Linked DNA regions of Homo sapiens: region 1 is linked to region 2. A link is a loop called in an ENCODE intact Hi-C map of the cell type or tissue named here. Cell type or tissue: Caco-2. All regions are shown on one strand. Each heading gives the region's core, and the rest is flanking DNA. Links, peaks and the distances in the headings are about the cores only.

The links. A loop is a pair of places that touch in the nucleus more often than their neighbours do. Peaks named below come from ENCODE experiments on the same cell type or tissue, not always from the same donor. Only the 100,000 strongest peaks of a DNase experiment are listed, where the experiment ranks them.
Region 1: it touches region 2 in a loop (18-fold over the local background); 4 of 110 quality-filtered maps call a loop at or near these places.

What each region holds. Positions count from the first base shown.
Region 1 is chr2:65,799,510-65,802,427 of GRCh38, reverse strand. All of the region lies in intron 1 of LINC02934 (long intergenic non-protein coding RNA 2934), which reads right to left. Among named protein-coding and RNA genes, the nearest start is that of LINC02934, 11 kb to the right of the region's middle. In Caco-2, for the core only: a CTCF peak has its summit at 1,187 (motif pointing right); no DNase peak of the experiment used is centred there.
Region 2 is chr2:65,721,049-65,723,966 of GRCh38, reverse strand. No RefSeq gene overlaps it. Among named protein-coding and RNA genes, the nearest start is that of LINC02934, 68 kb to the left of the region's middle. In Caco-2, for the core only: no CTCF peak of the experiment used is centred there; a DNase peak (open chromatin) is centred at 1,716.

The sequences.
Region 1 (2,918 bases), core at 199-2,698, 79 kb before region 2:
TGACAAGCATGCCACGTAAGTTGCATCTTAATAAGTGCTACAGGCAAGTAAGGGAGGCGGAGGTCTGCAGGAGCAAAATGGATGCTGATGACTTCAGGAAGAGGTTAGAGATTCAAAAGACTTTGGTTAGACTTCCTATGGAAGATACTTAACATCTGTGGGCCTTAGCTTACTTATCTACTAAGTGAAGGATTTGTGTTAGTATTTATAAGTTTCTTTCCAGTTGAAACACTTACTAGTTCTCTTCTTTCCTGTCCCTCTCAGTGGGACACCTGTAACCTAGTAAACAGCCTCCATGGTCTAGAAAATCCTTTAGAACAGAGCAAGAGCAACCAGACAAACAGAAACTTCTCTCCTCCTTCAAAAAGATTCTAGGAGGGAAGGCTGAGAACAACCAGACCTAACTGAAGGACTAAAAATGGGATTCCAGGGGGCCAAAGACAGAAGATAAGTAGCACAGAGCTACAGAGCAGCACACTCTCAAATATGTAGGGGGATCACTTGCTTCAAATCCCTGGCCCTGATATGCCTCCATGGAAGGTGCTCTATGAAGAAAAATGGCATTTGAGATTGACAACTGATTAATATACAAGCTTGATTATATGCAAATCATCACTTGCTGTTAATTGTGATCTGATGTAACATAATTAACACATGTATTTAAAATAAATGTATATTTAATTGATATGCATATTTATAAAATGAATATTTACTTTTATATGTTGTCTTTTTTTTAATTGGGGGGTGAATTTCTTTCCCAAAGAAGTGAGGAGTTAAGGGACCCCATCAGGAACTAAGACAGAAAATAGCAACAAAGGAGTGAAAACTTGCCTTTGGTGCATGTAGTAGAGAAAGTAATGAGCTAGCAATCAGAAAGCCCGATTCTAGACCTGTCTCTGTCCCGTGTTGTGTAACTTTCTATAGCGTCAATTTCTATAACCATGAAAGAAAAGATTGGACCATTTCTAAGCTACCTTCTAGCTCTACAATTCTATTATAATCTCACAGAACGACTCTGACTTACAATTTCTTCTGTCAAAATGATTGGACTCTAACCACTGACAGCTCAGAGTCTCTGCTAGTAATTACTGGACCTAAAAATTGTACTCAGAAAGTTCCAAAAGAGTTCTGGAGCCTGAGGTCCCCCATCCAACCCCATAACACTCAAGAGAGCAGCCTGAGAACATAAACATGCATCTGTGGAACAAGAAGGCATGGAAGGTTCACCAGCAGAGGGCAGGGTGCTCAGAGACGGGCACCCAGGACTCATCCATTTTGAAGGAAAGGGAAAAGGAGGAATTATATAAGGCATAAGGCCTTGCCTAGAGATACTAGCTAAGTGTATGGGGTCTCTGATGAGTGGCTCTATGAAGAACAACATAAAAAAGAAAATACAATAGGCAAATGTATAATCTCCATTTCCTTCAGCAGACAAAACTACATAGAAAAAAAATCAATGCCTTTTTCATCATTAATGTAAGCAAAATCATTTTTTGCTCAATCTTTCACAAGTAAAGTGACTTGTAAAGTGTACGAGCCAACTGAATAGGAAGATAGCACTCCCATAAAAGTTTTTATAGGAGACCAGGGCCAGAGGATCACTTGAGGTAGTTGTATGAGACCAGCCTGGGCAACATAGACACTATCTCTACAAAAAATTCAAAATCAGCTGGGCATGGCAGCTACTGGAGAGGCTGAGGTGGGAGGATCACTTAAGCCCAGGAGTTCAAAGTTGCAAGAAGCTGTGTATTAGCCAGGGATCTCTAGTGTGACAGAACTAATAGGATAGATGTATATATAAAGGGGAGTTTATTAAGGAGTGTTGACTCACATGATCACAAGGTGAGGTCCCACAATAGGCCATCTGCAAGCTGAGGGGCACAGAAGCCGGTCAGAGTCCCAAAATCTCAAAAGTAGGGAAGCCTACAGTGCAGCCTTCAGTCTGTAGTTGAAGGACCAAGAGTAGAACTTGGAGTCCCATGTTCAAGGGCAGGAAGCATCCAGCATGGGAGAAAGATGCAGACCAGGAGGCTTAGCCAGTCTAGTCTTTCCACGTTCTTCTGCCTGCTTTTATTCTGGCCATGCTGGCAGCTGATTAGATGGCGCCCACCAAGATTGAAGGTGGATCTGCCTTTCCCAGTCCACTGACTCAAATGTTAATCTCCTTTGGCAACACCCTCATAGACACACCCAGGAACAACACTTTGTATCCTTCAATCCAGTCAAGTTGACACCCAATATTAACCATTACAAGCCGTGGTCAAGTGACACAGCAAGATCTTGTCTAAAAAAAATAAATAAATAAAAAGTTTTCAGTATGCTAAGGTTCTAATTATTTCTTGGCAATGTGATGGAGTGAAAAGAGCCTAATGACCTTGGTGTGCCTCTCTGTCCCACTCCTGGCTAGGTAGTAACCTTGTATAAGTTGCCTTTTTCATTCCTGCCCTCTCATCCCTCCTTCAACTACTTTCTTTTTGAAAAACACAACTTAACCATCAGTAAGCACATGTTCAAAAGACTGTCCCAGATTCAATGCTAGAATTACAAACTTGAATAAGACACTGTGTCCAAGGAGATTATAATCCAATGAAGAGGAAACTAATCGCAATGCAAAGAGAAGACAGCTGTTGTAGCAGTGTGGATTGTGTTCAAGGGCAGAGAAGGGGAAACAAGTGAACTTACCTGGAGAGAGACTGTTTAAAATTTTGGGTCTTGAAAAATTAGCAACTTTTCAATGAAGGTACAGGTGAATATGTCAATATGGTATGAGTCATCGTTATTTTAGTTGCCTTCTAGACCTCACCCTTCTGCCTATGATGCTTCTACAACTGACTGGGTGCAACAGACTTCCCTCTGCTCCTGGATGCCTTGAGAAAACTAACCGCACTGGGGCCTCTAAACCAGCCCCTCTCTGCACA
Region 2 (2,918 bases), core at 255-2,754:
TGTTTACCTGAAGAACTTTCTGTTTCATAATATATAATGGGTTATTTATGTATAACCTGTGTTCCCAGGACAAGCTCTTGTTTCATGGTTTTTGTAGAGCCCCTAACAGTTTGTCATGGAAGTCCTGAATCTCACCCCTATGATGAAGCACTTTCTTGTAAGTCTGGTTTCAGTTGACTTTTGACCTTTATTAGTCAAAGTTATGGAGCCCAAATTTGTTTGCTTCCATGTCTCCCTAGGGATTCATTGAAGAAACAGCTGGGGTGGTGGCTTACTGACTTTTAGGTTAAATTCAGATAGCACATGATTAGAAATCTCCATTTTGCCCCAGAGAGGTCAGGACCCCTCAGAATCCCAAAAGCAAGAGAGATACCAGATCACCCCTAGGACCAAAGGGGCACCCTCTAGCCTGGGGTGTAAGAAGCTCCCAAGAGCACCAAGAAAGGACACATCTTGGTTGGCACACCTGGCACTGGCTGGTTCTAATCTTCAGAGGAAGGGACAGCAGAGGAGATAGGCAAGCTTGTGTGCTGGGTCCAATCTGGCCATGAGCCTCGAATTGTCAGGATCTGGATGCATCTCAGAAACTCTGGAAATCCACCTCAGATGCAGGACAGTAAAAATGGCAGTGAGGGGTCCTTATCTACTCCTGCTTTTAGGGAGAAGCTGAAGCTTCCAGTGGGATCTGTTTGTTCTCCCATCTGACAACTCCTCCTACTCTCCTTCCAAAGTTGGGTTTATTCTCAGCAAAGGATTGATGACTGCAATGAAATTGAGCAAATGTTGGCATTAGATAATACCTGGAAAAGGGTGTTACCTGAGAGGTAGTTCACAGCTAGCCAAAAAATCAAGTTACAAGGCTTACACTTCAACTCCTGCTTCCCTATGACCTTGGCAAATTGGAGGAGAATCCTCTAGTCATCTCATTCTTCTCCCTTTCCTGTGTCTCTTCCCAACTGCTCCCTTGACTTTTACCCCCAGCTCCCTGTATATCCTTTCTTCTCTCCCTTTCTAAGTAAATCTTAAAAGCCTGAAAAAGTAAAGAGGGCCAAAAATGTGGATACAATGCTAATCACACAGTCACAGACATGTCATAATAATACTGCAAAATACTACTTTATATATGGTCTTCTTTGATGTGAGAAGTGTGCATGGTAAAGGGTCTAATTCAAAGACCTAGAACAAGCATAACATTGCAAAGTTCATACAGTTGCTTACAAGAACTAGACTGAAAAGGCCTTAGTCATTTGTTCTTCTGTTTGACTTTTGTCAGAAGAGCTTACAACCTGGAAACAGTCACAGGGTGAAATATCATCACATCAGGCTGATGGGAGCCTCTCTCTCTCTCTCTCTCTTTCTCTGTCCTTCCCCCTCTCCCCGCACCTCTTTCTATTGTCAGTGAGATAAAGGGAGATACCATTGTCTCCCATTCAGGAGCCTGTTATGATCAATGGACCCATCATAAGCAGGAAATCTTCTTTTCCACAAACTTCATACTATCATATCACAGAACAAAGATGGGAGGCTCTATCCTTTCATTTTATTTGCTGGGACAAGGATTCTGCCCAATTCTTACCTGCTGTCTGATTTCTCACCAAAGGAGCATTTGCAAGAGGAAAGATTTATATTCTGTGAAATATTTCACTTGTCATCAGGCAGGGGCTCCAGGCTCCCTGGCTGTGCCGGTCAGTTCCAGGAAGGTTCCCTGAGCCTCCCTCATAGGCAAGGCCACACTGCTCCCAAGTGGCTTCTGTGGAGAAGTAGGAAGCCAGACTTGGCTGGAGCTGGAAAGCTCTCCAGACCCAGGGTCCTGTCTCGCTGCAGCCTCACTGCTAAAGAGCCCACCTGCAGACCTCGCCCCAGAGGCCCTTCCTAGCACCCACCACACTGGGGGAGCTCAACCGCTCACACCTCCAAGAAGACTTTTTGTTGTAACAAAGAAGGCAGCCCTTTTAAATAATTCTAAAAAGCTACAGGGCTAGTCTAACCAAAGAAAATTCAGAATTCAACTTGGACATCATCATAGTGACAGTCTGTTAAGACAGAAGTATAGGGAGCCCTCTTCACTCCCACCCTCTTTTTAAAAAGGCAAAAAGAAAAGACAAAAATAACTGGAGGCTAAAAACAACTATTAGTACCTATTGCATAGGCTTGTTTGTAGCTCAAGGCAGCTCCCAATTCTTGATGAATCTACTTACAGTCATTTATAAAGGTAAAGCAGTCTTAATAAGCAAAATCTCCTTCAAGCTCATCATTTTCTCAACAATTAAAAACACAACCTATCTTCATAATTGGTGTCCCTGTAACATTGTTATTTCACCCTGAGGAGGAGGGACTATTGTTTCTAGCATTATGATCAGTTGTGCTCAAGGTTTAGAGCAATCCCACCTTATTAACTCTCATTTAACAGAAAGCAGGGGCAGGTTGGTACACCTCCTTAGTAAGACAGCAACATTAAGAACTCCCCCAAAAAACTCTTCAGAGATACTACCCAGCCCTTCCATTTCAGAATCACCTGGGGAAATCTTAACACACCCAAAACCCAGTCAGCACCCCCAGACCAATTAAATCAGAACCTCTATGGTGGTCCCAGGCACAGGTGTTCTGAAGTTCTTCGGGACATTGCAATATGCAGACAAGTTTGAGAACTGCTCTCTGAGACAGGAGTTTTTAATTCTAGCCACACATAAGAATCAGCTGGGAAGTCACTAAACGCTACCCATCCCCACGCCCCCACCCCACCCCCAAGCCAACTCAATCAGAGTCTCTGGAGATGGTACCCAAGCGATTTGTTAAGCTCCCAAGAGATTATGGTGCACGGAATGTTGAGAATAAAATTATATTATTTGATTAAATGGCTTCATTTTATTAAAAAAAATGTGTGCACAGGAAAAAAAAACAGAGAGAAGAAGTTAAAA